5 separate regions of the Homo sapiens genome follow, and regions 1, 3, 4 and 5 are each linked to region 2. A link is a contact called in ENCODE Hi-C or POLR2A ChIA-PET data. All regions are on one chromosome and are shown on one strand. The core of a region is the stretch at or near the end of the contact, and the rest is flanking DNA. Distances in the headings are between cores, read along the strand shown.

Region 1 (5,767 bases), core at 824-3,323, 290 kb before region 2:
GGCCGATCACCTGAGGTCGGGAGTTCGAGACCAGCCTGACCAGCATGGAGAAATCCCGTCTCTACTAAAAATACAAAATTAGCTGGGCGTGGTGGCACATGCCTGTAATCCCAGCTACTAGGGAGGCTGAGGCAGGAGAATCGCTTGAACCTGGGAGGTGGAGGTTGCAGTGAGCCGAGATCGTGCCATTGCACTCCAGCCTGGGCAACAAGGGCGAAACTCCATCTCAAAAAAAAAAAATAATAAAAAAATAAAAGGATCAGAAATAAATAATAGTGGAGACAAACGATTGTGATGCCCTACCTTGTTTTAACCTGATTGTCTCTCTCAGCTGAGAGAGCCAAACAGACTCCATTTTTGTTTCTTCACTTGCAGCCCCCTTATCCCCCTCCCTTAAGGACATAACTAGTGCAAGCTGACTCCAAGCACATCCAGGAATGCACTTACTGATAGACACTGAGGCACGCTGTACCAGCAGCTCCTAGGAACGCACTCAGTTAATGGTACCCAAAGCCCCTGCGTTTATCACTTTGTGATAATTAAGCCCCTGCACCTGGAACTGTTTATTTTCCTGTAAATGTTTGTGTAACCATTTATCTTTTAACTTTTTGCCTGTTCTGCTTCTGTAAAAATTGCTTCAGCTAAACTCCCCCTCCCCTATTTAGATCAAGGTATAAAAAGAAATCTAGCCCCTTCTTCGGGGCCAAGAATTTTGAGCTCTAGCTGTCTCTCGGTCGCTGGCAATAAAAGGACTCCAGAATTAGTCTCAGAGTGTGGCATTTCTCTATAACTCGCTCGGTTACAACACTATAGCCAAAGATTACATTCATAAAGATATTTTTACAATATAGGTGTCTTATTTAATATGACTCCAATCTAAATGGTAATTTTTCTAACCTTTCTTAAGTAATTATAAAATGTCAAAATTATAAACAATTAAAAACTAAAGAGAAATGAAGACAATGGATAGCAACAAAAGCTAATTGCTAAATATGGGGGAAAAAAGCCAGGCATGGTGGCTCATGCTTGTAATCCCAGCACTTTAAGGCAGGCGAATCACTTGAGGCCGGTTCTAGACCAGCCTGGCCAACATGGTGAAACCCTGTCTCTACTAAAAATACAAAAATTATCCGGGGGTGGTGGCGCATGCCTGTAGTCCCGGCTACTCGGGAGGCTGAGGCAGGAGAATCGCTTGAACCTGGGAGGTGGAGGTTACAGTGAGCAGAGATTGCACCACTGTACTCCAGTCTGGGCGACAGAGTGAGACTCTGTCAAAAAAAAAAAAGGAAAAAAAGAAAAGAAAAAGAAGATATAATGTTTCTGCAATCTCATTTCAGTTCCACTTATGATAATAGATACATTATGTAATTTAAGTCACTAACACTTGAGGGCAAAAAAACAGAATAAACACAAACGTGTGGGATAAGGGGATGCTGACCCCACTGTTAGTGATCACCTTGGTTGGAGACCCAGGTTTTATCATACAGATGAAGCCTGCAGGTAGCAAGTTTCAGAGAAATAGATTGTAAATGTTTCTTATCAGACTTAAGGTCTATGCTGATGTTATTGCTGTAGGGGTAGAATGAGGCATGTCCAACCCCTTCTTCCATAATGGCCTGAACTAGATTTTCAGGTTAACTCTATAATGCTGAGAGGAGGGGGTCCATTCAGATAGTTGGGAGGCCTTTGAATTTTATTTTTGGTTATAGTTTCTACATTAAAAAAAAGAAAAAAATTAAGGGTCGCGTCAATTCTCAATTGTCAACATTTTTAATGTATTGTATGCAATATATGTCAACTTTTGTGTTGAGAAATGAAGATCAAATCGTATTCTTTTATCCTGTGTATGTAATAGGCTTTGCTGACCCTAGTTTGATGGGTTTTTTCCTTTGTCCTCTCTTTCTTGGATTGAGTCCTCACAGCGCGGCGGACTGCGGCGTGGTAGGAACTACACCACCCAGAATACTGTGCGCCGAGCGTGCCGGGGCCTTAGACCAATCATTGCCCAGGAAAGGGGCACCTCCGTAAGTGCGCAATACGCCAGAATCTTCCGGCGTCTTTCCGGTGGTGGTCGTTTTTGCTGCCTGCGAGCGCGTCCGCGGGCTGGGCGTTTCCGGCTCGCTGGGTCCGGGCCAGGTAACTGGAGCCGGAAACCGGTGGAGGTGGTGTCCGCCCGCAGAGGAGCTTGCCTGGTCTCGGTCTGAGCGTCGCCCAGCGATTTGCCACCGCACGCACGCCGGATCCCGGGCTTTACCGCCCGCCTTTCCAGGCCCCGCCCCGCCTAAAGTCCCATGGCCGAGGCAGCGCTAGTGATTACGCCGCAGGTGAGAGCGGAGTCCTCGGATCCTCACCTGGGTCCTGAGGCCCCGGACTGGGGTCACCTGCGTGGGTCTCTGCAGTTCAGGCCTCTTCTCCAGGACAGCGAGGAGTTCTGGGTGGGGTCCTCAGAGCTGACGGGCGGTGAGGTGAAGAAGGGAGAGCGTTGCGTACCGTGGGGGCTGCACGCGCAGAGCCTGGGAGGTGCGCCGGGGTCGCGAGCATTCGGAAACTTGGGGGCGGACCTGTGTCTGCAGGGAGCAGAGAGAATGAGGAGAAGAAGGCACGGCTGCCATGGCAGCCTGAGCAACCGGGGTTTTTAATTCTGAGTCTTTGGGAGCCATGGAGGGTTGTGAACTAAAGGAGAACACGATCTGAGTGAGGGTCTGAAAAAATATTTCAAAGGCAATGAGTGGAGAAAACAGACTGTTACGGAGTGATGGGGGTGGACGCAGGGATACTGGTGAGGAGACTGCTGTAGTAGGCTCCAGGAGGATTATGGTGGATTCTGGACCAGACGGGTTGCTGAAGGGACCTAAGTAATAAGAATCTTGGTAGATCTTAAAGGTAAAGCCAGCAGGATTTTCTGCTCCATCATTTGTGCCTATGAGCAAAAGTGGGAGTGAAGTATGATCCCAAGTTTTTCTTTTACCTGAACATCTGGAAGAGTTGACAAAGAAATCTGGTGAGGGAGCAGGTTTCAGGGAAATAGTAGGAGTTGAATTTTGGACGTGGTGTTTCTAAATTGCCACAGAGTGAAGTTGTTACATGGGCAGTTGGAATCATAAGTAGAAAATTCATGGGAGGGGACTGACTCAGTGATGTGTAAATGGAGACAGGCTGGGGCGTAGACTCAAGCCAAGCCTTAAATTTAGACGGGAAATCTTAAGGTTTTACTTTGAGATGAAGAGAGGGAGGGCTGAGGCTGGAGGCTGGGAAAGTGTGGGTCGGCCTTGGCGAAGCTGCCTGCAGATAGGAGGGCCATGGGGTTCCGGGGGTACTTCCAAAGGGAATGTGTAAGGAATACACACTGCATAGGATGGATTTGAGGGTGGGACACTGTGTAGAGTCACCATTCAGAAGACTTGGCGAACTGTTCACTCTATGTGGAGCCAGAGAAAGGTCAGCCAGACTAGCAGAGAAGCCCAAGCCCAGCAAGAGCAGCTCTCCCAGGAAAATACAAGTTTAGACTGTATAGATTTAACAAATTAAATTTATGCAAGCAATTAGTTAACCGAATAAAATGTCACTATAACTCTGTGCTCTAATAAAAAATAAATGTTTGTTTTTTGTCATGCTTTCCTGGCACAGAATTCCTAAAATCGTTGTAATTTCCTCAGTGAAAAGTGTCTTGTGATAAGTCATGGACCGCATAACAACAGTGTTGACCACATCAGTGACGGTGGTCCCATAAGATTATGATACCATATTTTTACTGTACCTTTTCATTTTCTTTCTTTCTGATCAGGAGGCAAACTGCATTTTCTAAGTTTATAAATGTTTAAATGCACAAATAATTATCACTGTGTTACAGTTGCTGACAGTATTTAGTATAGTAACTTGCTGTACAGGTTTGTAGCCTAGGAGCAATAGGCTATACCATTTAGTAGTTGAACAATGAATGTCTGAACAGTAGTTCCCCCTTATCCTCAGAGGATACCTTTCAAGAACCCCAGCGGAGGCTTGAAACTGCAGATAGTACCCAACCTATATATACTATGTTTCTTCCTAGACTACATACCTGTAATAAAATCCAGTTTATAAATGAGGCAGTATAGGAGATGAACAATAATAACTGGAAATAATATAGAACAGTTATACTTTATAAGTTAATAAAAGTTAAGTAACTGCAGTTGAGACAATAAAAAAGCAAAAGTTAAATTATAAAAAACATGTGAATGTGGTATCTCTCTAAATATCTTACTGTACTATTCACCCTTGTGATGAAGAAGGGACTAAACTCGATAGAGTGAGATTTCCTCACACTACTTACAATGGTGCACTGTTGGCCAGCGCAGTGGCTCACACCTGTAATCCCAGCACTTTGGGAGGCTGAGGCAGGCAGATCACAAGGTCAGGAGATCGAGACCATCCTGGCTAACATGGTGAAACCCCGTCTCTACTAAAAATACAAAAAATTAGCCAGGTGTGGTAGTGGGCGCCCGTAGTCCCAGCTACTCCGGAGGCTGAGGCAGGAGAATGGTGTGAAGCTGGGAGGCAGAGCTTGCAGTGAGCCGAGATTGCACCACTACACTCCAGCCTGGGCGACAGAGCGAGGCTCCGTCTCCAAAAATAAATAAATAAAATAAATAAATAAATAAATAAATAAAGGATGGTGCACTATTTAAAACATGAATTGTTTATTTCTGGAATTTTAATATTACTATTTTCAGACTGAAGTTGAAATTTAATACTTATAATTTTCACACTGAAGTTGAGTGTGGGTAACTGAAACTGCAAATAGCAAAACAGCTGATAAGGGAAGACTTCTATACTTGAGTTTTATGAGATGGCTTAGGGTGAGCAGACAAGGTGGAGTCTCTAGATAGCCTCAGAGTGGAGTCAGTCACCAGAAAAATCAAGTGATTATAGAATTTGAACTTTGAGCCCCACCTCTGGCATCCAGGGAGGGGAGCAGAGATCTGGAGATTAGGTTATATAAAATCTTGAACAATGAGTTCTAGAAGCTTCAAGGTTGTGAACACTTGGAAGTGCTGGGAGAGTGACGTAAGAGAGCGTGGAAGTACTCTGCCTTACCCCCTCTCCCAGTACCTTGCCATATGCATCGCTTCCATTTGGCTGTTCCTGAGTTACATCCATTATCATAAACTGGTAAACATAAGTAAAATATTTTCCTGAGTTCTGTAAGTGGTTCTAGCAAATTATTGAACGTAAGGAGAGAGGTCATGGCAGCCCCCAAATGTGTAGCCAAGTGGAGAAAATTACAGTGGTCTGGACATTGGCTTGCAATTGCCATATGAAGTGAGGGCAGTTTTGTACGACTGAGCCCTTAAACCTGTTGGTTTAGCTGCAACTCCAGGTAGTTAGTGTTAGAATAGGATTGAATTGTAGGACACCTAGTTGGTATCAGAATCAGAGAATGGTGTGGGAAAAGACACTACATATTTATTATCAAAGAAGCACAGAAGCCTCTCATAATTTGAAAAGATACCACATTCACATAAAGACTTAAATGGCAAGTAAGAAACACCAGAGTTTTAAAAAATGTTTACAGAAATCTTAATGCAATAGTCAGTACTAGCTAAATCTTAGCATTGGACACGTATGAATGAGTTTGATGCCTACGATGGCACTACGAGATAGCCACCATTAAGTGTTTCCATTTTACAGATGAAGGCAACCTCAGAGAGGTTAGGTCTTTGTCTAGTGTCACACAGTTGGCAAGAGCAACTTACCCTTTGTAAATGCCACCTTGAACACCTGTATTTCA
Region 2 (5,696 bases), core at 22-2,521:
ACAGGCACTTCCCCTAGTATGGCCGAGGTCATGGAAAGCCCAATGTGGCACCTTCAGCACAGCAGAGATACCCTCTCTGAACGCACCTCATTCTTTTTTTTTTTTTTTTTTTTTTTTTTTTGATACGGAGTCTCGCTCTGTCACCCAGGGTGGAGTGCAATGGCGCGATCTCGGCTCACGCAACCTCCGCCTCCCGGGTTCAAGCGAGTCTGCTGCCTCAGTTTCCCAAGTAGCTGGGATTACAGGCATGCGCCACCACGCCTGGCTAATTTTGTATTTTTAGTAGAGACAGGGTTTCTCCATGGTTGGTCAGGCTGGTCTCTACCTCCGGACCAACCCGCCTAGGCCTCCCAAAGTGCTGGGATTACAGGAGTGAGCCACTGCACCCGGCCCCACCCTCCACTTTCTTGTATGCGTTCCTTAAATGCTTCTACAGCCATAAAGGCCTGAGGGAAGAGGCTGACTTTACAGGACTGTGTCCCTGATAGGATCTGGTAAGCTCAGGCCTCCCTGAACGCTTTTGTGTCCACGGAGCCAGGTGACCTTGGACTATTGTCTAACCTGCGTGTCTCAGCACAAAGTGTCATCTCTACCACCTATATGATCTACAAGGATTCAATCTCAAAGGGCCCCAACGTCATCCCCTCTCTACTCTGTTATTTATTTGGCCTTTAGGAAACTTTAAAAGCCTGGACTTTGATCCAGTCCCTTCTTTCTTGGAAATTCTCCTATTTCTAGTGTCCTCGCAATGATTTCACAGCCCCCAGCCTCCTTGCTTTTCCAGGAGGAGTTCCGCCTCACAGGTTGTTCCCTACAGGCGCCTGTGGACCCCAGGTTCCATCCTCCCGGATCCGTCCATCTCCAGGCCATTGCCCGCGCCCCTCCCTGTACCTGTCGCTCTCCCCACCGCATCCCACGGGTGTCTGAAACAGGGATCCCTCCCGAGAGCGCCTCAGTGTCCCGACGCCGGGTCCGGGTTGCAGAGCCGTAAACAGGTGCCGCTCCCTCGCTGCTTTAGGACTTGTGTGACTAGGAGGTGACCGGAGAGCACGGAAGGCGCCACAATTACCTGAACGGGGAACCTTAGCGCGGCCGCCGCCATGGGACCACGTGGGGTAAGCTGGGTTGAGAGCAGCGGGCGCCGTTAAAGAGCTGCAGAGTCACGTCTGTGCAAAGAGAAGAACGACTCTCGACCTCCTGGATCCAGTCACCACCACGGTCCCAACACAGCGCTCCAAGGACTCCCTAACGCCAATGGAAATGGTCGCTACTAAAGGGCGCCGGGAGTCCCGCCTCTACCTTACTTGCGCACACGGAAACGCCTTCAATGTGAACTCTCACTGGCTCTGCCGTGCTGTCATTTGACGCAGAGCTTTCTGGGTAATGTAGTTTCCCAGGTTCCAAGGCCGTAAAGAGAGAGATTCCCAGGGGCGCTTCGGAAGGAAAAGCCCAGCTCCACCTCCGGGGCCCTCAGGGAAGCCTCCTGACCCGCACGGTGGCGCGCGCCTGTAATCCCAAATTTTGAGAGGCTGAGGTGTCAGGACTGCTTGAGCCCAGGTGGTCCAGGCTGCACTGAGCTATGACTGCACCACTGCACTCCAGCCTGGGCGACAGAACCTGTCTCAAAAGAAAAAGAAATGTTAATTAAGCGTTTGTGCTGTTAAGGGAGGAGACCACCTCTCATATTGTTTTATGCCCAATTTCTGCCTCCAAAGAAACAAGTAAAAACTAAAAGGCAGAAATGAAATCCACAGGCAGACAGCCAGGTGCCAACCCTGGGCCTGGTTAAAGATCGACCCCTGACCAAACCGGTTATGTTATCTATGGATTCCAGACATTGTATGGAAAAGCATTGTGAAAATCCCTGTCCTGTTCTGTTCCGTTCTGATTACCACTGCATGCAGCCCCCAGTCGTGTACCCCCTGCTTGCTCAATCGATCACAAACCTCTCATGTGGACCCCCTTAGAGTTGTAAGCCCTTAAAAGGGACAGGAATTCCTCACTTGGGGAGCTTGGTAGTTGGAGATGTGAGTCTTGCCAAAGCTCCAGGCTGAATACAGCCCTGCGGCTTGTCCTGCTACATTTCTTGGTTCCCTGACTGGGAAGCCAGGTGATTAACAGATAGTCGAGGCAGCCCCTTAGGCAGCTTAGGCCTGCCCTGTGGAGCATCCCTACAGGGGACTCTGGCCAGCTTGAGGGACGCAGAACCTGAGAGCACTCCCGGGTAGGCAATTGCCCCAGTGGAACACCTCGCCAGAGTGGCGTGTGGCAGGCCCCCACAGAGGATCAATGCAGCGGCTGAACACTGGGAAGGAACAGGCACTTGGAGTCCGGACATCTGAAACTTGGTAAGACTAGTCTTTGGAACTTGCCCACTCCATTTGAGTGGAAGGGTGGCCTGATCACCCACGGCATGCCTGTACCGGCACTTTGGTTTTTGTTTTTGACTTGATTTGGATTGCTTGATACTTTCGTTTTGGTTTTGACCTGGCTTGGATTTCTGGATACTCTGATTTGGATTTTGATTCTGGTTTGGTGTAAACGGTAAAAGTGTATGTGTGCCCTTTTTACCTGTTCTTTGTTTTGTGGTGTGCGTGTGGTGTGAGCGTGGTGTTTTGTCTCAAAGAAGCATGGGTCAGGCACAAAGTAAGCCCACTTCACTAGGAACTATGTTGAAACATTTCAAGAAAGGATTTAAGGGAGATTACAGTGTTACTATGACACCAGGAAAACTTAGAACTTTGTGTGAAATAGACTGGCCAGCATTAGAGGTGGGTTGGTCATCAGAAGGAAGCCTGGACAGGTCCCTTGTTTGAAAGGTATTGTGTCCAGAATTGGTTCCTTCCGGTGGGTTCTTGGTCTCGCTGACTTCAAGAATGAAGCCGCAGACCCTCACGGGCAGTGTTAAAGTTCTTAAAGATGGTATGTCTGGAGTTTGTTCCTTCAGGTGTTCAGATGTGTCTAGAGTTTCTTCCTTCTGGTGGGTTCGTGGTCTCGCTGGCTTCAGGAGTGAAGTGGCAGACCTTCGCGGTGAGTGTTACAGCTCATAAAGGCAGTGCGGGCCCAAAGAGTGAGCAACAGCAAGATTTATTGCGAAGAGCGAAAGAACAAAGTTTCCACAGTGTGGAAGGGGACCTGGGCGGGTTGCTGCTACTGGCTGGCCAGCTTTTATTCCCTTATTTGACCCCACCCACATCCTGCTGATTGGTCCATTTTATACAGCGACAGAGTGAGACTCCACCTCAAAAAAAAAAAAAAAAAAAAAAAGAAGAATCTCATTTTGAAGCCAAAACCATCAGAGTGACCATTCCAATTATGTGCTGAGCATAATTCCATCTCTTAGACATCAGTGCTAACATTTCTCTGAGGCCCTAAGTTTTTTCACCATCTACTGATGTTTCCTCAGAACTACTTCTGTCAGAACTGTTGAATAATTACCTAGTCAGTGTTTTTTGTTTTTTTTTTTCACACAGAGTCTCGCTCTGTCGCCCAGGCTACAGTGCAACGGCTCAATCTTGGCTCACTGTAACCTCTGCCTCCTGGGTTCAAGTGATTCTTCTGCCTCAGCCTCCTGAGTAGTTGGGATGACAGGTGCGTGCCGCCACGCCCAACTAATTTTGTACTTTTAGTAGAGACGAGGTGTCACCATATTGGCCAGGGTGGTCTCAAACTCCTCACCTGGTGATCCACCCGCCTCGGCCTCCCAAAATGCTGAGATTACAGGCATGAGCCACCATGCCTGGCCTATCTAGTCAGTATTAATAGGCTTTCGTATCTTGCATTTTACAACTGTTTCTCTCATGTAATTTTAATTTTTCATGCAGAACACTCCCTGCTCTCTTAAGATAAATCAATGATAATCACTTCCCATCAATGACATGAACTCATGGATTTAACAAATGCCCAGTATGACCAGATGGAGAGCACTACCTTTAAGGACTGTAGCTATTACCACTATCAAGCTACCAAATCCTTTATTGTTGTTTATATATATAAAACTGACTTCAAATTCCTAAAAGGAGTTGAATATAAGTTAGAATATCAAGTAAAGGATACTAAGTGGGTAAAAGTGTGGTGCAATTAATTGAATGCTACAATTGATTTGTGAACCCCCCAAATGTGAGACAGGTCTCAGTTCATTTGAAAAATTTATTTTGCCGGCCAGGCGTAGTGGCTGACTCCTGTAATCCCAGCATTTTGGGAGGCCGAGGCAGGCGGATCACGAGGTCAAGAGATTGAGACCATCCTGGCCAACAAGGTGAAACCACTAAAAATATAATAATTAGCTGGGCAAGGTGCTGCGCGCTTGTAGGCCCAGTTACTCGGGAGGCTAAGGCAGGAAAATCGATTGAACCTGGGAGACGGAGGTTGCAGTGAGCCAAGATCTCGCCACTGCACTTCAGCCTGGCGACTGAGGGAGACTCAATCTAAAAAAAAAAAAAAGTTTATTTTGCCAAAGGTGAGGATGCATGCCCGTGACACAGCTTCAGGAAGTCCTGACGGCACGTGCCCAAGGTGGTTGGGGCACAGATTGTATGTTTTGTTTTGTTTTGTTTGAGACGGAGTCTTGCTCTGTCGACCATGCTGGAGTGGAGTAGCGCGATCTCTGCTCACTGAAAGCTCCGACTTCTGGGCTCATGCCATTCTCCTGCCTCAGCCTCTCTAGTAGCTGGGACTACAGGCGCCCACCACCAGGATGGCTAATTTTTTTTTGTATTTTTACCAGAGACGGGGTTTCACCCTGTTAGCCAGGACGGTCTGGATCTCCTGACCTCATGATCTGCCCACCTCCGCCTGCCAAAGTGCTGGGATTACAGGCCTGAGCCACCGCGCCGGCTGGTTTAATACATTTTAGGGGGGCATGAGACATCAGTGAATATTTGTAAGAATTACATCGGTTCTGACCAGAAAGGCGGGGACAACTCCAAGCAGGGAGGGGACTTCCAGGTCACATGTAGGTGAGAGACAAATAGTTGGATTCTTTTTAGTTTCTGATAAGTGTTTCCAAAGGAGGCAATCAGACTATGCACCTATCTCAGTGAGGAGAGCAATGACTGAATAGAATGGGAGGCAAGTTTGCCCTGAGCAGTTCCCAGATTGACTTTTCCCTTTAGCTTAGTAATTTTGAGGCCACAAGATTTTCCTTTCACAGATTCTATCAGCAGGAGAGTTGTTTTCTGTAGGAATCACAGAGATTCAGCTTTGCACTCCTGCTGTAGGGGAGCACATCCCTAACTTCCTTCATTTGCCTTAGGCACTCTAAGGCTTCTGAGGGCCTTCAGACACATTATAACACAACAACGCTTATCAGCTTCTGCTTCCAGTGCAGGTATTTTGCGACTGAACGACTGTTTCAAACGGTGTGGTAATTTGGATTTTTAGCCTTTGGGAGAATCCTAAATAATAGTTTCAGCTTGAGCTCCCTATTATTTACCTTGAGCTCCCCGAAATCTGAAGTAGTATTTTTCCAAATTCTTGAGTGATTAGTTACAGACACTAGTCTCCAGGAATCTCAATACGGCTTCTAAGGCTAGGTGAGACCCCTCCTCTGCCCTAGAAAGGCGCCTTTTTTTTTTTTTTTTTTTTTTTTTTGAGACAGAGTCTTGCTCTGTCGCGCAGGCTGGAGGGCAGTGGCGCGATCCCAGCTCACTGCAAGGAGGTTCACGCCATTCTCCTCCAGCCTCAGCCTCCAGAGT
Region 3 (5,785 bases), core at 3,286-5,785, 490 kb after region 2:
TACCTCTGGTGTCGTCTCTCTTCATCCCCAGGACTGTGAAGCCTGCTAACCTCTTTGCAGAGCTCCATCTCCTTGCATTGTGGGGTTCCTTCTAACTCTTCAGGGACTTCTCAACCTCCCGTCACCCTTCCTAAATGCTGGGGTCCTAGAGTCCACCTTGTGCTCCACGCCCTCCCCAGGTGTCATCTACATCCCTAGCTTTGTGCTGCTCACCACCAAATCAGTCTGGTGCTTCTGAGATTTGGGCTTCAGACCCAAACAACTGCTGTGTGCTACTGGGCAACTCCCCGAGGTGTGCCGAAAGCTCCCCAAACCCAGCCTACCCCAAACAAAACTCATTTTCCACCCAGACTAGTCTCTGCTTCCCTGATCCCTTTCCTGGAGGCTGTTTCCACTTGCCATCCCATCATGGAAGCCAGAAAACCAGTCTTCTTGACCTCTCCCCTTCCCCACTCCATGGAGTTAGAGGTCCTGTTGATTTTGCCATGTAAACATTTCGGATTTGCTTACTTCATCCCCACTGCCACCAACAGTGCAGGATGGCCCTAAGAGGAGAAGTAATGTGCTACCAAGTGGCCCAGCCAGAGTGTGAACCAAACAGTCTGGTACCAAAACCCTATTCTGGATCATTCCTCCTTTCTGCTCCACCAGCAGTTTGGGGCACAGGCTTGGGAATCCAGACAGGAAAGCTCCTCCCCTCTGAAGCAGTGGGACCAAAAATGACAGCATGGTTCTAGACAGCTCTGGAAGTCAGGCCTGTGATTGCCTCATTCCCTCCACCTTGGCCCCCAAAATGGCCAGTCCTGAAGGGGTCACAGTTGATACTTCTCTGAGGGGGCATGGGGTTGGCTGAGGTTATAGCAGCCCCACAGGGTGGTAAGCTGGGATGAAGCAATCAACTGGAACTCAACAAGCCTTGAGTTCTCAAAGGGGGTGTGGGAAGGTTCTTATACATCTTCTATGAAGGGCAGTTTATCAGTCACTAAATTACAAATACATAAACCCTTTGTCTCACCAAACCTGCTGGGAATGAATCCTACATATATATTTATATGTGTGCAGGCTACATGGTTTTCATTATGCTATTGATTTTAAAAGTAAAAATTTGGAAAGAACCTCCATGTCCACCATGGGGAACTGGCTAAGTCATTTATGGTGGAATGGTGATCATAAAAATTCATTAAAAATGAAGACTCTATATACAGCTTGAATATTCCTTATCGAAATGCTTGGGACCAGAAGTGTTTCAGATCTTTGCATATTTTCTGTTTCTCATTTCAGTTCACATTTTCTAAGCATGATATTCCTACTGATTTCCTTGTAGATATTTTGAAACAGATAAGAAACTCCTCCGTGGAAATTACTGTTAACTAGGGAAAAGACATGTTTTTTTCTGTTCATAAAAGTAATGCGAGTTCTTTGTAGCAAAACTTGGAAAATGCATAAAAGTAAAAAAAAAATGAAAACTTGTGTAAAATTCCTCATACTTTAGCCATCCATAGATGGTCCTTACCATTAGGATTTTACTAATTTTCCTTGCAGCTTTTTCTTAAAATATACACGTGTGTCTACACATACATAGTGTACACTAAATTTTACATACACACAGAGGAATATATATGTGTATAGTTATCTTGTGTTTAGAAATTTGGAATCCCTTCTAGTTGTCTTGTAACATGTGCTTACTCTATTTTGAGGATTTTCTCTATGAATTTCATGTAGCTCTTTAAATTAACTTTCAGGAGGATTGTAACAATGTGCTCTCCACCCAGTATTTTACCAGCCTTGAGTTTTCTCAAAGGGGGCATTGGAGGGGTTCTTATACATTTACAGTGGGAATGTGAATTGATACAACTTCTGTGGAGGGCAGTTTATCAGCCACTATCTAAATTACACATACATAAACCCTTTGTCTAAGCAAACTTGCTGGGAATAAATCCTACACATATATTTGTATGTGTGCAGACTGTTTGTACATGGTTTTCATTATGCTATTGATTTTAAAAGTCAGAATTTGGAAACAACCCTCCATGTCCACCATGGGGAACTGGCTAAGTCATTTATGGTGGAATGGAGATCATAGCCTTAAAAATGAAGACTCTTTATATACAGGTTGAGTATCCCTTATCCAAAATGCTCAGGACCAGAAGTGTTTCAGATTTCAGATTTTTGAATTAGGGATCCTCAAACTATACTAATGTGAGAAAGAGCTCTAAGATAGTTAAGTAGATAAAAGCAAGGTGTCAAACTGTAGAGTATGTTTCCATTTATGTAAAGAAGAAACAGGCTAGGCAAGGTGACTCACGCCTGTAATCCCAGCACTTTGGGAGGCCGAGGCGGGTGGATCACCTGAGGTCCGGAGTTCAAGACCAGCCTGACCAACACGGTGAAACCCCATCTCTACTAAAAATACAAAAGCTGGGTGTGGTGGTGCACACTTCTAATCCCAGCTACTCCGTAGGCTAAGGCAGGAGAATCGCTTGAACCCAGGAAGTGGAGGTTGCAGTGAGCCAATATTGTGCCATTGCACTCCAGCTTGGGCAACAAGAGCGAAACTCCATCTCAAAAATAAATAAATAAATAAGAAACATTTGTTTATATGTACACACATAATCTCTGAAAGGGTAAAAGTGGCATACTGGTTGGCCAGAAGAATTGGGAGGACAGTGATGAGGAATAATTTTCACTCTTTATCATTTTATATTTTTGGAATTTTGAAACATGTAAAATTATTACCAGTTCAAAAAATAAATTTAAACAAAAATCTTAACTGTTTCAAATTAAAGTAAGTTTGATAATTTCTTTCATTGTTTACTGTCTGCATCCCCCATACAGTGTTCACATGAGCAGAGAGTGTGTGTCTTGGTCATATTCATACTTGTTCTATATATACTCGTGTGTGTGTGTGTGTTCAGTTGACAGAAACAGTTGAGTGTAAAACAGCTTCAACTCGATGATACCAAAGATACAAGATAAAGGTCCCTGGAGGGTGGCTGTAGCGCACACATACATTTCCAAGTTACTTTGTTAAATTTCCTGTATCAATGAGCCCCAATTATGAGAGCCCCCTACATACAAGTTTTAGCCAATAGCCAAGTCCCCCATTTCCAGTGTTATCTTCATGTCCTCCAAGGTATTCAAGTTGTTTCTGCAATGGGTAACTGGGAAGAAATCAGCATCCAGTCTGAAAAGCAGTCTCCCATAGGTCTTTTGTAAGGAGATCCAACATGGACATCTTCCAGAATGCACTGTACAACATGGTAGCCACTAGTCATGTATAGCTATTTAGATGTAAATTTTTTTAATTAAAAAAATTTTTCATTTATAGCAACAGGGACTCACTGTGTTGCCCAGGTTGGTCTCGAATTCCTGGGCTTTAGTGGTTCTCCCACTGTGGCCTCCCAAAGTGCTGGGATTACAGGCGTGAGCCACCATGCCCGGCCCAGAGCTGATAGAATTTTTAAAGTCCCCCTGTGATGATCTGACTGTGGTAGGAGTAGGGAGGTGTAACCCGAGTCAGTATGCACATTGGGAGCCTCCTCCACTAGGTCATACAGGCCTTCTGCGTGTAGATGGAATTATCATGTCCCACACTGTACCCCGGCACCTCCCTCGATTAAGGTGATTTGCATCATGCAGGGCCTGCCTGTTATCAGAGAGTCTCCTGGACATACAGAAATAGGAATGTACAGGGACTGCATACACCTGTTGCTCAATTTCTAGCTAAATGGCTGGAGGTGGGGGATAAAGAAATGGCATTCATACGGTGTAATACTAGCCATGTTTCAGAAAGTTTTCAAAAAATGTTTAGTGGAGAAATGTGCAGGGTCAGTGGAAGAAAACCTGTAAAATTATATTATGATTGTTTTATACTCTATACGGACAAGCCTAAATTGGAGGGCATTTTGGAAAACTCGCTTGGATACATGAAAACTGCCAAGATCATTATAAAGAAACAACAGGATCCATTCTAGATTGAAAGCAACTTGAAATGAGACAGTAGAGTGTAATGCGTGTTTAGTTTGTGCTTGAATAAAAGACGAAAACTACGTAAGACATTGGGACAACTGGAGAAATTAGCATATGGGCTGGGGATTGGGTACAGGCTTCAATGTCGTTACTTGGGTGAGTTGAAGAATGTACGTGTTCTTAGGGGACATCTGCTTAAGGATATACAAGGTTCAGGGGGGAAAAATATCTCCAAACGATATACTTTTATATCTATGTGTGTACATGTGTGCGCGTAGAGAAAGAAAAAAGTACATACGCTGTATATTTCAAAGAACATATAAAACCATGGATGTCAATATACTTCCCTTCCGGTGCGCTGCCTGCGCAGAACCGAGAGGTTCTGACGATCCGCAGCTCCCACGCTCCCCTTCCGGCCCCGCAGCGCTGTGAACTCCATTTCCCAGAAGGCCTTGTATCCCGTGCATGGCCGTTTCCAGGCAGGAAGGCGAAGGGCCTTCTGGGAGGTGAGGTCCTGGGCGGCCGCTGGCCACCAGGCGGAAGTGCGTACCGGAAGTGCCGGCGGCAGTGTGTAAGACGCTCACGGGCGCGCGGACTATCGGGCGGCTAGGCTCTCTGAGGAGGCTGCCACAGTGGTGAGTGGTGTGTGGAGGAGAGGCGAGGGTGATTGTGAGGGATGGAGAGGCGCCCGTGGCCTAAGTGTGCTGATGGTGGGAGTGAATGAGTGGACGGGTGGGACCTGTGAGGGGAACGCGACCCCGGGTCGGCGCGGGCAGAGAGGCGCGCGGTGCGTGAGGGCGCGACCTGCCATGTCCTGCCGGGTGTCACCGCTTATGCGCCCGTGGGAGGGGAGCATTCTGTGTTGGAGGCAGAAGGAATGAGGGTCGTGACCAACTCATTATACCACTGGAGGCTCTATGAGCAAACCGCAAACTGTTCTCATGAAAGCAGGATGTTGGTAAACTGACAAACTGCGTCTGCCGCCAGAAGGAATGCTGGGGGCAGTCATGTCCCAGGTCCCCTGCTCCTTGAGGTTATCTACAGGAACATCTGGAACCTGCTGAACAAAGAAAGCAGTCATGTGGGCCTGTGTTAAATCAAATAGCTGACCGTCAGTTACCCTTTCCTCCCTATTCAGTCTACCTAACAAATATGAAGGGCTGTAAAAGCTCAGGGCCCTGTTCCCTAGAATCTAGGAGCCCCCTGACCCCTTCTTTCAAACAGATCCTTTTGTCTTTGTCTTCATTTCTGCCTTCGTTCTCCTTCGTTTGGTCCAGAAGCAACCGTGACAAGTGGTGCCCGACCAGGGACCTGAACGAGGAAGGTCTGCCAGAGCAGAGAAAGTGAAACTGATCAGACGAACTACGAACCCCTGGACGGGAGAGTCTGCCGGCGGAGAATATAAGGTCAGTTCCCTGAGAAGGTATCGGGAGCGGGAGGTTTCTGAATCAGGGTAACATGGGGCAGAATCTGTCTGTTGAGGAGCAACATTATGTGCAGCTGCTTAAAGTTTTACTTAAACAATCTGGTGCTCGGGTTAGTTCTCAAACATTAAGCTTCTGCAGGAGGTTATTACACATAACCCATGGTTTCTGCAGACAGGTACTCTTGCTGTGGAAAATTGAGACTGAGTAGGAGAAAGATTGAAACGAGCTCATCAGAAAGTTCTTAAAGTGGATCCTTCTATTTTCTCTGCTTGGGGTTTGGTCTGTACTGTCCTCCTGCCATTGTCCTCTTCTTATTCTGCCAGACAGCAGGTGCTATGTTCTGAATCTCAAAAATTGAAAGAATCTTTTGTCTCACCAGCAGCGCCCAT
Region 4 (5,505 bases), core at 1,926-4,425, 310 kb before region 2:
CTATATTAGCAGACTAAAATGAAAATCTCAAAATGTAATAAAAGCATTTTACAAAATTCAAAACTAGGTTATGATACATGCAACAAATTAAACAAGATGGTGATTTCTTCAACCTGATACAGCACATCTATGAAAAACAGCTAACAGCACATTTGATATATATGTGATCAAATATTTGATAAGCTGATTTTCCCCAACATTAGGAATAACATAAATACGTCAACATTCATCACTTCTCATTAAAAAAAAAATCTAATGATTGTAAAGGCAGAACCCAAACTGTCTGTATTTACATATGACATGATAATGTTGAAAATTCGAAATTATCTACTAAAAAGCTACTAGATCTAATAATTGAGTTTAGCAAGGTCCTAAGATAAAAAGGCCAGTGTATAAAAAGTAGGTGTCTCTACTAGGTTGGTATATAGCTAGCAAATACATGCTTGGCAACTGAAAAAATGTACTTCACAATAGCATAAAAATATGAAATATTTAGAAATAAATTTAACAAAATATGTTCAAGAACTTTAAAACATTCCTGAGAGACATTAAACAAGGCATAAATAAATGACACAAGAAGTTCCTGAATCTGAGACTTAATACTTTGAAGTTGTCAGTTTTCCTTTAACTATCCTAATAAAAACCTAATCTTTTAAATAAAAATTTACAAATGTATTCTAAAAAGTTACATGGAAATACAAAGGGCCTGGACTAATTGCCAAAACAATTTTATAAATAAGAATAAGTTTGAAAATCTTTATGACTTTAGGACATACAAACGTACAGTAATTGAGAGTACAGTATTAGCTAAAGGACAGAGATGAACAGAAGAGAACAGAGAACCCAGAAATACACTCACACAACACTCTATTGTCAATCTCTTTTCAAGAAAGTTGCAAAAGTAGTAAAACAACTTCAGAAAACAGTGTAGCAGCTTTAAAGGTAGCATAAGCTTACCATATAGTTTAGGAATCTTACCTATTGGGATATCCCCAAGAGAACAAAAGCATATGTTCTAGAAATACTTACACTTGCATGCTCAGCAGTTTTATTTATAAAACCCAAACACCAGAATTTGTTTTTAAAACACACACACACAAACTAAAATTTCCGTGAACAGAAGAATGAATAATCAATTATGGTATATCTTAACATAAAATACCATTCAACAACATAAAAGAATAAACTATGAATACAAGTAAAAATATCATAGATAAATCTGAAAATCCCTGAGCCAAGTGGAAGAAGCCAGACACAAAAGTTGACATACAGTATGATTCCATTTATATGAAATGAAGAAGCTGCAAAACTAGAGTAAAAGAATGCAGATCACTGGTTATTGAGCCTGCGGTCTGAGGGGGAAGGTTCTGACTGAAAGAGTACAGGAAAACGTTATCAGGCAATGGTAATTTTCTCTATCATGACTGTGTTGGTGGTTTCATGACAGTACAGCTGACCCTTAAATAACACAGGTTTGAAATGCACAGGTCCAATTATATGTGAATGTTTTTCAATAAATATACTGGAAAAAATTTTTGAATATTTGAGACAATTTCAAAAAACCAGAATTCATTGAAATAGGTATGCCAAGAATGCATAACACAAAATATATGTAGGTTCTATTTTATCATTACAAAACCAGAGCGATATTTTCTTTTCTTTTTTTTTGTTTTTGAGACGGATTCTCTCCCTGTCGCCCAGGCTGGAGTGCAGTGGCATGAACTCCACTCACTGCAAGCTCCACCTCCCGGGTTCATGCCATTCTCCCGTCTCAGCCTCCCGAGTAGCTGGGACTACAGGCACCTGCTACCACACCCGGCTAATTTTTTGTATTTTTTAGTACAGACGGGGTTTCACCGTGTTAGCCAGGATAGTCTCGATCTCCTGACCTTGTGATCCACCCGCCTTGGCCTCCCAAAGTGCTGGGATTACAGGCGTAAGCCACCACCTCCCTACTCTTTCTACCCAATAAATATGAAGGTCTGTGGAAGCTCAGGGCCCTTCCTCACTAGAAGCAAGAAGCCCCCTGACCCCTTCTTTAAAACAGATTTATTTTGCCTTTGTTTTCATTTCTGCATTCGTTCCCCTTCGTTCAGTCCCATAGTAACTGTGACAGGAATATGGAGCAGAAATGGATGAAGGGGAGAAATTGAGGGGGAGTTGGCTTATGGGTTTGCTGCCTGTTGTTGTGCCTTTACACCAATGTTGGGTCCTTGAGGAAGGAAAGAACACAAATGAGAATGGGGTGAAAGAGGAACGTAAATCCTTGGGCTCCCCTACTCTCTCATCACCTACATCCAGAATTCAGAGCCTTTTCTTATTATCATACATCAGGCATTAATATTGGGTGTCCCCTTGCCAAAGGAAATTTAGGAAGGTATACGTGGCTTTGCCCAGTGAAACCTCTTTATGGTGGCCCTGAAGATCCTCTTCAAGTCCTTCAAAAGAAGGAAAGATTGGAGTATCAGCTGCAGGAAACTGAAATCCAGGCCCATCTCCAATTACAACAGGTTCCAGATGAGTCCGAGAGTTCTCGACACTCATTTCTCCTCCATCTCCTACTCCATCATCTCCATCTCCATCTTCTCCATCATCTCCATCTTCATCATCATCTCCATCTCCATCATCTCCATGTCCATCATCATCTCTATCTCCATCATCTCCATCTCCATCATCTCCATCTCCATCATCATCTCTATCTCCATCATCATCTCTATCTCCATCATCTCCATCTCCATCATCTCCATCATCTCCATCTCCATCTCCTACTCCATCATCTCCATCTCCATCTTCTCCATCATCTCCATCTTCTCCATCATCTCCATCTTCTCCATCATCTCCATCTTCATCATCTCCATTTCCATCATCTCCATCTCCATCATCATCTCTATCTCCATCATCTCCATCTCCATCATCTCCATCATCTCCATCTCCATCTCCATCTCCATCATCTACCGTCTCCAATCTCCATCTCCGAAGTTATGCCCACTTCCTCGAAGTTTGGAGCCACGCGAACTACACTGCCCAGAAGGCGCCGCGCCGTGAGCCGCGATGCTTGGCCAATGAAAAGAGGTCTACCCGAGAGTGCGACGCGCAATGGGCGGGACTTCCGGCGTCTCCCCTCGGCGGTTGCTTTCGCTGCCCTCAAGAGAACTCAGCTTGCCGGAAGCTGGTTGTTCGCTGCGGCGACCAGCTCCGGAAAGCGCGGTGGGGACGCGCTGTGTTCTCGCAGCTCAGAGGCGGGTCTGAGGCTCGGTGGCGGCGCCCAGGGTGGCCCGGGCCCTTTCCTCGGTCGTTGTCTCACCGCCACAGGCTCCGATGGCGGCGGCCACGCTGAGGGACCCCGCTCAGGTGAGCGCCGCGTCCTCCCGGCCTCCCCCGAATCCTAAAGCCCTGTGAGGGCCGCCTGCTCAGGTCCCCGGGTGCAGAACTGTGGGGCGTTCGTGGGCGGCGTCCCGTTTCTGACACGCAGTGTGATGGGGTGGCAATGGAGGGCAAGGGGCCCGGCTCGCAAAGATGTGAGGCGCATTCAGCGAGTCCCGAACCTGAGGCCTCCTGGTGTCTGTAGTGGGCAGCTTGGGAAGGGACGAGGCGCGTGTCGAGCGACAGCCCGAGCAGCTGCGCTTTCATCCTGAGGGGGCCACAGTGGCCGCGGAGGGCTGGAGACAGAAGAGTGACAAGATCTGTTTCTCAAAGTTTGCCAAAGGCCCTTCAAGTCAAAACAGACTGGGGTGGGGGTGAGGCGGGTGAAGACAGACCTGTGAGTAGGTAAATTCAGTAGACTAGTGGAGAGTCTACTGGGACTGGGCCACAGAGGAGGGGAAGTGATCAGATCTTGGATGGATTTCAAAAACTGAACAGACGGGAATTCCTGTTGCATCAGATGTGACTGTGAAAGAAAGTAGGGAATGAAGAGCCATTCTGGATTTTTATTTGTATTTTTGTTTGTTCCTGAATATCAGGAAGGATGGAGATGGGTAAGGCTGTGCAGGGAATAGGTTTTGGGCATGGTGATCCTGAGATGTCCCAGAGTGGAGGTGTCATGTCCACATGAGCAGCTGGAAGGCCTGGGGCTCGTATTTAGGAGGGAGAATCTTAAAGTTTTCTTTCAGATGGTCCCTGAGGTGAGGGAAGGGAGAGATGGGCCTGTAGGATGGGGCAGCCTCTACAGCCTGGAGTTTCGTGGTCCGAAGTGATTTTGTCTGGTGCCTGCAGGAATGGAGGGTTATAGAGTATGAACACCCAGGACTGGATGGAGACCGCAGTGTTGGGTAGTATATAGGTTTGCCACTCCAGGCTTAGTAGTTCCTCATGTCCAGTCCATATGGAGAAAAGGAAAGGTCAGCCAGGCTGGTGGAGCAGCACCTTTGGTGCCTAAGTTTCCCTAGCTATCAGCACAGGTGGGATGATCAACTGCTCCAGTAGAAGGGAGGGCTCTCAGCAGGATGGTCTTCAGGGGAGTATATAGCAGGCAGCCAGATTGCCAAAAGGAAACCCACATTGTCTTTCTTTTTCTTTCTTTTTTTTTTTTTTTTGAGACAGAATTCTGCTCTTGTGATCTGCCCACCTCGGCCTCCCAAAGTGTTGGGATTACAGGCTTGAGCCACTGCACCCAGGCAGAAACCCACATTTTGAAAACCTACCAGTTTATTTGCACTGAAAATGTTGACAGAAGCATTAATTATGTGTACAGTAAGAGTTGATATTTAGTCCTAGACACATAAGAATGAGTTTGATACAAACAATAGTCCTATTGAGTGAATACCATTATTGCCATGTTGCAGATGGCAATACCAAGGCACAGGGAAGTTGAGCATTTTTCCAAGGGCACACAACAGGTAAGAGGCATCACTAAGAACCAAAGCCCAGATTGCAGATAGTCAGGCACACCTGACTCCAGGCTAGACGAGGGGGCTTGGATGATCCTTTGGTAACATCACTGTCTGGTTCTCATGGTCTTGATTTTCCATAGGTTCTTGTGACTTCAGAGTTAGTTATAGACCATGAGAAGGTAAGTGGAGGATGTCTCAGGCCCTCACCCTCCTCAACTCCTACCTACATGGTCTTCAGAATTATGGTGTCTTGGGACTCCTTGCTGGCTATTCTCCCTCCCCTTCCATTTGAGTTCCCTGCAAAATGGTCATACAGTCAGGGTCCTGAGTCCAGACTACATATTATTATTTATTTATTTATTTTTGAGACGGAATTTAGCTCTTGTTGCCCAGGCTGGAGTGCAATGGTACAATCTCGGCTCACCGCAACCTCCACCTCCCAGGTTCAAGCGATTCTCCTGTCTGAGCTTCCCAAGTAGCTGGGATTACAGGCACGTGCCGTCACGCCCGGCTAATTTTGTATCTTTAGTAGAGACGGGGTTTCTCCATGTTGGTCAAGCAGGTCTCAAACTCCCAATCTCAGGTGATCCGCCCACCTCTGCCTCCCAAAGTGCTGGGATTATAGACATGAGCCATCACGCCTGGCCCAGATTATATGTTATATGGAGAGGTT
Region 5 (5,362 bases), core at 1,337-3,836, 430 kb before region 2:
CAACGCTAACTGGACTAAGACATCATAAGTATTATCTAGATATTTGTTTGTGAGGATATGATTTTCAACTCATGTTGCCAATGAGTAATTTAACGGCCAGTTACAGTCTGAGAAAAATGTGTCTCCCACTGGTGATTCTTTGTAATATATTACAACCAGCTGATATGTAGGATATGTAGGCCATTCTGATAAGTCAATACAGGATTCAGGAAAAATCGTTATATATAGGTCATATTCTTAAACTGTGCCCAGGTCTTAATTAATAATTAGCAATGACACAGAGGGGACACTGCCATCAAAAGAAAAGATTAATGTTACAGTTCCCTGGAAATAAGAGGCACTGAACACCACACAGGCCACAAGAAACCTTATTACATACAGAGACTGGAAAGCAGAAAGAGAAAACAGAGTAACTGGAAGTATGTCTTTATAACTAAAGTGGCAGAGAATGATGAGGTAGAGATACCGTCGATGGGCAGGAAGGAAAAACACATTTTAGTGTTTGTGGTTGGGGGGTTTTATATGAGTTTCATGCACTTGAGTAAGTGGCTTGCAAGAAAAAAAGTAAACAACTTTGGTTCTATTAGTTTGACCCTGTGATTAATGAATATCAAACAGACAAATACAGAATCTAAGAAAACATAGAACAGTCCTGTATACACATAGCAGCTGGGAAACCTATTCCCAGTGTGTCCCATGCACCTATCATTGATCTGAAACCCAATACATATGTGCTCATTGAACATTTACTAGAGAAGTAAATACACATTATCACACAGCTTCTCTATTCATTTTTATCTGTGGCAAGTCTTTCAGTTTATCATCTGTACTTACCCCTCTAAGCAGTTAATGAGCAATGTTTTCAAGTGTGTAAAAAAATTACATTTTGGAAACAAAAGCATAGTGTGTCCAAGTGTCCAGCAGAGCCACAGGTTCAACTTCATTCTCTGACTTCTCAGAATTTGCTGTCTCTCACTCAAACATTGAGATCTTATCTTTTTCTCACATTACAGATCGATTTCTCTAGGGCTTCTGGTTTTTTTTCTTTTGGAATAACCTACATAATTACTAATAGATTTCGGTAATTTTTTTATTTCACAAGTGTTTTTCACATTTCGACTCCCTGTGCAAATACAGTTGTAAACACAGGTGAAATTTTAAATCACTTCTGAGGAAGAAGATAACATCATGGAATTCCACACCTTTTTTGAGGATAAGATGTGCATATGCTTCAACTATGAAAACGGTAGACAATGTTGTCCAGAAATGGCATGTATCAGCTGCTCTTGAGAAATAAAAATAAAATTCTAAGCACCCCCTAACTGACTGAATGGATGCCCTCTTGACCATGAGAACCCTAGAATAACTTTGGAAGCTGAATTCACCACTATAGAGGAACGGGAAATCAGACACACCTCATTATATCCCCTACCACACTACAATCATTAGGTTTTCTTCCCTAAGGGCTAAATAGAAATCAACCTTTTCAGAAGACTACTAGCTTATCTTCCAAGGTACAGAACAGAGAGAAGATGAGATTATTCATTCCTTCATCCTTCTCTGAGACATCTTCTTTATTCCCTTTTCCCCTCACGTGTTTACTCTATCTTATGTAAAATGTAGATTTACTGGGCACTAACTAAAGTTTCACATGTCTGTAATCATTTGTCTCACTGCCAACCCCTCTTCCTTTTTAAGGAAAATGTATAATAAATACTAAACCTCCTAAGAACCTCTTTGGAAAAACCAGCCACAGATGCTTCTGTGACTTACATTTTTCTGGATGTGCCCTTAGGCTGGTCCAGTAATCCTCCATGATTTGTGACTTATGCCTCAATCACTCATTTTGGTCGTCACTCTCATTTTCAGATAGGATTGTGATTCTTAAAATAAATGGAAAATATCTCAGATATGAAGTAGTAAGTATTATTAGAATAAAAGCGTTGCACCCTTCGTAGGAACACAATCGCTGACTCTACAGTCAGGTAAGATGTATTCTCTTTGATCCAGAGGCATAGCTTCACCCTTTCAACCTACTTCAGCGTCTCCTGTCATCCTTCCTACAAATTCCAGTCCATAGCCCTAACTGCGTAGTCTTTCTTTCTTCTTCTGGACCAAACATATTGAAGCTTACTAAACAGACGCCAAAGCGTAACTGTATGTGTATTTGAAAAGCAATAATATGGCTGGCAGGCATGAGTAGAGGCAGACTGCCTTTATGGTATGGGGTGTCTCTTTGGACCTGTAGTTATTGGGAATTAGCTGTGCTTAATAGAGTCTTAAGTAATAAGTTGCTAACATTTCTGTAAATATCCTATACTACAATCCAAAAAAATACCGTATGTTGCCTTTAAGAGCAAGCCAAGCCCCCTCCTGTCTTTGGAGTCGGGGACTCCGTTTCCCAGCTCCCCTGACAGTGCCACTGGGCCTTTATCTGCCATATAAGGACTGATCAACGCTCTAAGACAAGTCCGGAAGCGGTGTCGAAACTTCATAACCCAGAAGACACTGCAGCTCTCGGCGGCACGACTTACCCAATAAAGGCTTAGAAGGGGACGTTTGCGTGCGTGCGCACCGTCGGAGGGCGGGACTTCCGCCGTCCTCCTGGTGGTGGTCGTTTTGGTTCTGTGTGGTGTTTCACCAACTTCGGCCTATGGCTCTGTCTGACGTCACCGAAGTGACGGAACGGAAAAGCGCGAGAAGCGGCTCGGTTCCCACCACGGAGAGGCGGGAGTGAGTCAACTGACAAGCGCTGGGGACAGTGGCGTCCTTGTCTTGCCTTTGTCGCTCCCGCCCCGCTCTTCCCTGGCTGGGCTGGCGGAGGCCTTGCTGATGAACCTGACTGAGGTGGGTGTCCCGTCCCAGGCTCCCCCGCCCGACCGGTCCTCCCAGTGCTGAAGCCCCCTGAAGGGGCCCTGCAGGTCAGGCCCCTTGTCCCGAAGAGAGGGGCGTTCCTGTGTGGGGTCCCCGTATCAGCCGATTTGATGCAGCCTCAGAGCTCCCGTTAGGGACCTCAGGTTCAGAGCATGGAGGCGCTGCCGAGTGGGCTGTGTTGGGGCGTCAGGGGTGTGTGTTGTTTCTGCGGGAAAGAGAGGGTTTTGTGAATTCTCGCTTGGAATGGCAACCTGAGCAGCCAGTAACCATGGAAGGTTGTCAAGGGAGGGACAGTTGGAGGGGGCAGGTCCAGAGTTCGAAGTTTCAAGTTAGGAAAACCAGGTTAGGAATGGACACAGGGAGACGCGAAAAGGCCCTGAGGCCACTGCAGTAGACCCAGGAGAATTATGGTTGGGGCTGGACCAGTGACAGTAGAGGGAGATGTGATGAGATTCTTCATAGGCCTGAAAGATAGGGCCCGTAGGTTTTCCTGGTGCTTCAGTTATGTCTGAACAAAGGCAGTGAAGAACCGTTTCAAGTGTTTGTTTTGTTTTTTGTTTTCTGTTTGAACGTTTGGAAGAATGGAGTTGGGGAAGTCAGCATAAAGAGCAGATTTCCGGGAGAAGATCACAGGTTGGATTTTGGACATGGTGATTCTCAAATGTCTCAAGATGGATATGTCACACAGACAGGTGGACATAAAGGTGTGGAGTCTGAGGAAGGGGATTGGGTTGGCGATACCAGACGGATGGAGGGCTTGGACTGGGCCAGAGAATGGTCTGAGGATCAGATTGAGTAGGTCGGTCTCGGGTTTTTTTTGTTTGTTTGTTTGCATAAATTTAAGGAGTCAAGTGCAGTTTTGTTATATGGATATATTTGCATAGTGGTCAAGTCTGGGCTTTTAATGTATCCATCGCCTGAATAATGTACATTGTATCCATTAAGTAATTTTTCATCACTCATCTTCGTCTCATCCTTCTACCTGTTTGGAGTCTCCAATGTTTGTCATTCCACACTCTTTGTCCATGTGTACACATTATTCAGCTTCCACTTGTAAGTGAGAACATTTGGTATTTGACTTTCTGTTTCTGAGTTGTTTCATTTAATAATGGCCTCCAGTTCCATCCACATTGCTGTAAAAGACATAGTTTCATGCTTTTTTTTTTTTTTGTGGCCTAGTGGTATTACCTTGTGTATATATATGCCACATTTTCTTTACCCAGTCATACATTGATGGATAATTGGTTAATTCCCTATCTTTGCTATTGTGAATAGTGCTGTGATAAAAATACATGTTTTTTTTAATGTAATGATTTATTTTCCTTTGGGTAGATGCCCAGTAGTGGAATTGGTGGATTTAATGGCAGTTCTATTTTCAGTTATTTGAAAAATCTTCATACTGTTTTCCATTGAGGTTGTACTTATTTACATTCTCACCAACAGTGTGTAACCTTTTTCTCTTCTCCATATCCTGGGCAACATCAGTTGTTTTTTGACATTTAAATGATAGCCATTCTGACTGGTGTAAGGAGATACTGTGGTTTTAATTTGAATTTGTCTGATGATTAATGATGTTGAGCATTTTTTTATATGCCTGCTTGCGATTTATGTGTCTTCTTTTTGAAAAATGTCTGCCCTGTGCTTACTGTTTTTTTTTTTTTTTTTTTTTTGAAATGGAGTCTCGCTCCGTCGCCCAGGCTGGAGTGCAGTGGCGCGATCTCGGCTCACTGCAACCTCCACCTCCCAGGTTAGTTCAAGCAATTCTGCTGCCTCAGCCTCCCAAGTAGCTGGGATTACAGGTGCCCACCACCACGCCCAGCTAATTTTTTGTATTTTTAGTAGAGACGGGGTTTCACCATGTTGGCCAGGCTGGTCTTGAACTCCTGACCTCAGGTGATCCACCTGCCTCGGCCTCCCAAAGTGCTGGGATTACAGGTGTGAGCCACCGCGCCCAGCCCTGTGCTTACTGTTAATGAGATTTTTTGTTGTTGTTTTTTTGTTATGTTTTGTTTGTTTGTTGTTGAGTTCTTTGTAAATTCTGGATATTAGTACCCTGTCAGATGCATAGTTTGCAAATATTTCATCCCATTTTTCAGGTTGTACATTTACTTGGTTGATTAGTCCTTTTGCTATACAGAAGCTGTTTAGTTTAATTAGGTCCTGTCTACTTTTGTTTATGTTGTTTATGCTTTTGAAGTCTTATTCATGAATTTTTTTGCCTAGACCAATGTCCAGAAGGGGTTTCCCTGAGTTTTCCTTTAGTATTCTTCGTTCAGGTCTTACATTTAAATCTTTAATTCATCTTGAGTTGATTTTTGTATATGGCAAGAGAAATTGGTCCAGATTCATTCTTTTTCATATGGCAATCCAGTTTTCCCAGCACATTTTATTGAAAAGTGTGTCCTTTCCGTAGTGTGCATATTTGTTGCCTTTCTCAAAGATCAGTTGGCTATAGATATGTGGCTTTATTTCTAGGAACTTTGTTCTG

What was found. Hi-C counts contacts between places; a loop is a spot of excess contacts on that map. ChIA-PET counts read pairs that join two places held with the same protein, here RNA polymerase II (POLR2A). Pooled maps may share reads with other maps.
Region 1: a loop to region 2 is called in a pooled map, with 6 times the contacts of the local background. The contact joins the promoter of ZNF549 here to the promoter of ZNF552 in region 2. A Hi-C loop is called at or near these places in 11 of 50 pooled maps. POLR2A ChIA-PET finds 5 or more read pairs at or near these places in 3 of 52 experiments (A673, PC-9 and Panc1).
Region 3: a pooled map shows a loop between it and region 2 (19-fold over the local background). The contact joins the promoter of ERVK3-1 here to the promoter of ZNF552 in region 2. A Hi-C loop is called at or near these places in 1 of 37 single-sample maps with no recorded cell type and 11 of 50 pooled maps. POLR2A ChIA-PET finds 5 or more read pairs at or near these places in 1 of 52 experiments (naive thymus-derived CD8-positive, alpha-beta T cell).
Region 4: a loop to region 2 is called in a pooled map, with 6 times the contacts of the local background. The contact joins the promoter of ZNF773 here to the promoter of ZNF552 in region 2. A Hi-C loop is called at or near these places in 2 of 37 single-sample maps with no recorded cell type and 7 of 50 pooled maps. POLR2A ChIA-PET finds 5 or more read pairs at or near these places in 2 of 52 experiments (PC-9 and activated CD8-positive, alpha-beta T cell).
Region 5: a map of naive thymus-derived CD4-positive, alpha-beta T cell shows a loop between it and region 2 (2.5-fold over the local background). The contact joins the promoter of ZNF548 here to the promoter of ZNF552 in region 2. A Hi-C loop is called at or near these places in 2 of 168 maps with a recorded cell type or tissue (CD8-positive, alpha-beta T cell and naive thymus-derived CD4-positive, alpha-beta T cell), 3 of 37 single-sample maps with no recorded cell type and 11 of 50 pooled maps. POLR2A ChIA-PET finds 5 or more read pairs at or near these places in 3 of 52 experiments (MCF 10A, activated T-cell and activated naive CD8-positive, alpha-beta T cell).

Annotation. Positions count from the first base shown.
Region 1 is chr19:57,525,283-57,531,049 of GRCh38, forward strand. ZNF549 (zinc finger protein 549) reads left to right here and starts at 2,074. Exons shown (of 4, transcript NM_001199295.2): 1 at 2,074-2,324. The coding sequence starts at 2,292.
Region 2 is chr19:57,813,642-57,819,337 of GRCh38, forward strand. It overlaps ZNF552 (zinc finger protein 552), which reads right to left and starts at 1,272. Exons shown (of 3, transcript NM_024762.3): 1 at 1,070-1,272. The coding sequence starts at 1,102. RefSeq lists an enhancer at 1,547-1,596.
Region 3 is chr19:58,300,842-58,306,626 of GRCh38, forward strand. ERVK3-1 (endogenous retrovirus group K3 member 1) reads left to right here and starts at 4,536. Exons shown (of 4, transcript NM_001396080.1): 1 at 4,536-4,604; 2 at 5,247-5,375. ZNF8-ERVK3-1 (ZNF8-ERVK3-1 readthrough (NMD candidate)) reads left to right here. Exons shown (of 7, transcript NR_144447.1): 5 at 5,247-5,375. It overlaps ZNF8 (zinc finger protein 8), which reads left to right. Exons shown (of 4, transcript NM_021089.3): 4 at 1-1,950. RefSeq lists enhancers at 4,258-4,527, 4,742-5,242.
Region 4 is chr19:57,496,763-57,502,267 of GRCh38, forward strand. It overlaps ZNF773 (zinc finger protein 773), which reads left to right and starts at 3,176. Exons shown (of 4, transcript NM_198542.3): 1 at 3,176-3,351. The coding sequence starts at 3,319.
Region 5 is chr19:57,387,268-57,392,629 of GRCh38, forward strand. It overlaps ZNF548 (zinc finger protein 548), which reads left to right and starts at 2,587. Exons shown (of 4, transcript NM_001172773.2): 1 at 2,587-2,847. The coding sequence starts at 2,833. RefSeq lists enhancers at 2,145-2,224, 2,365-2,844.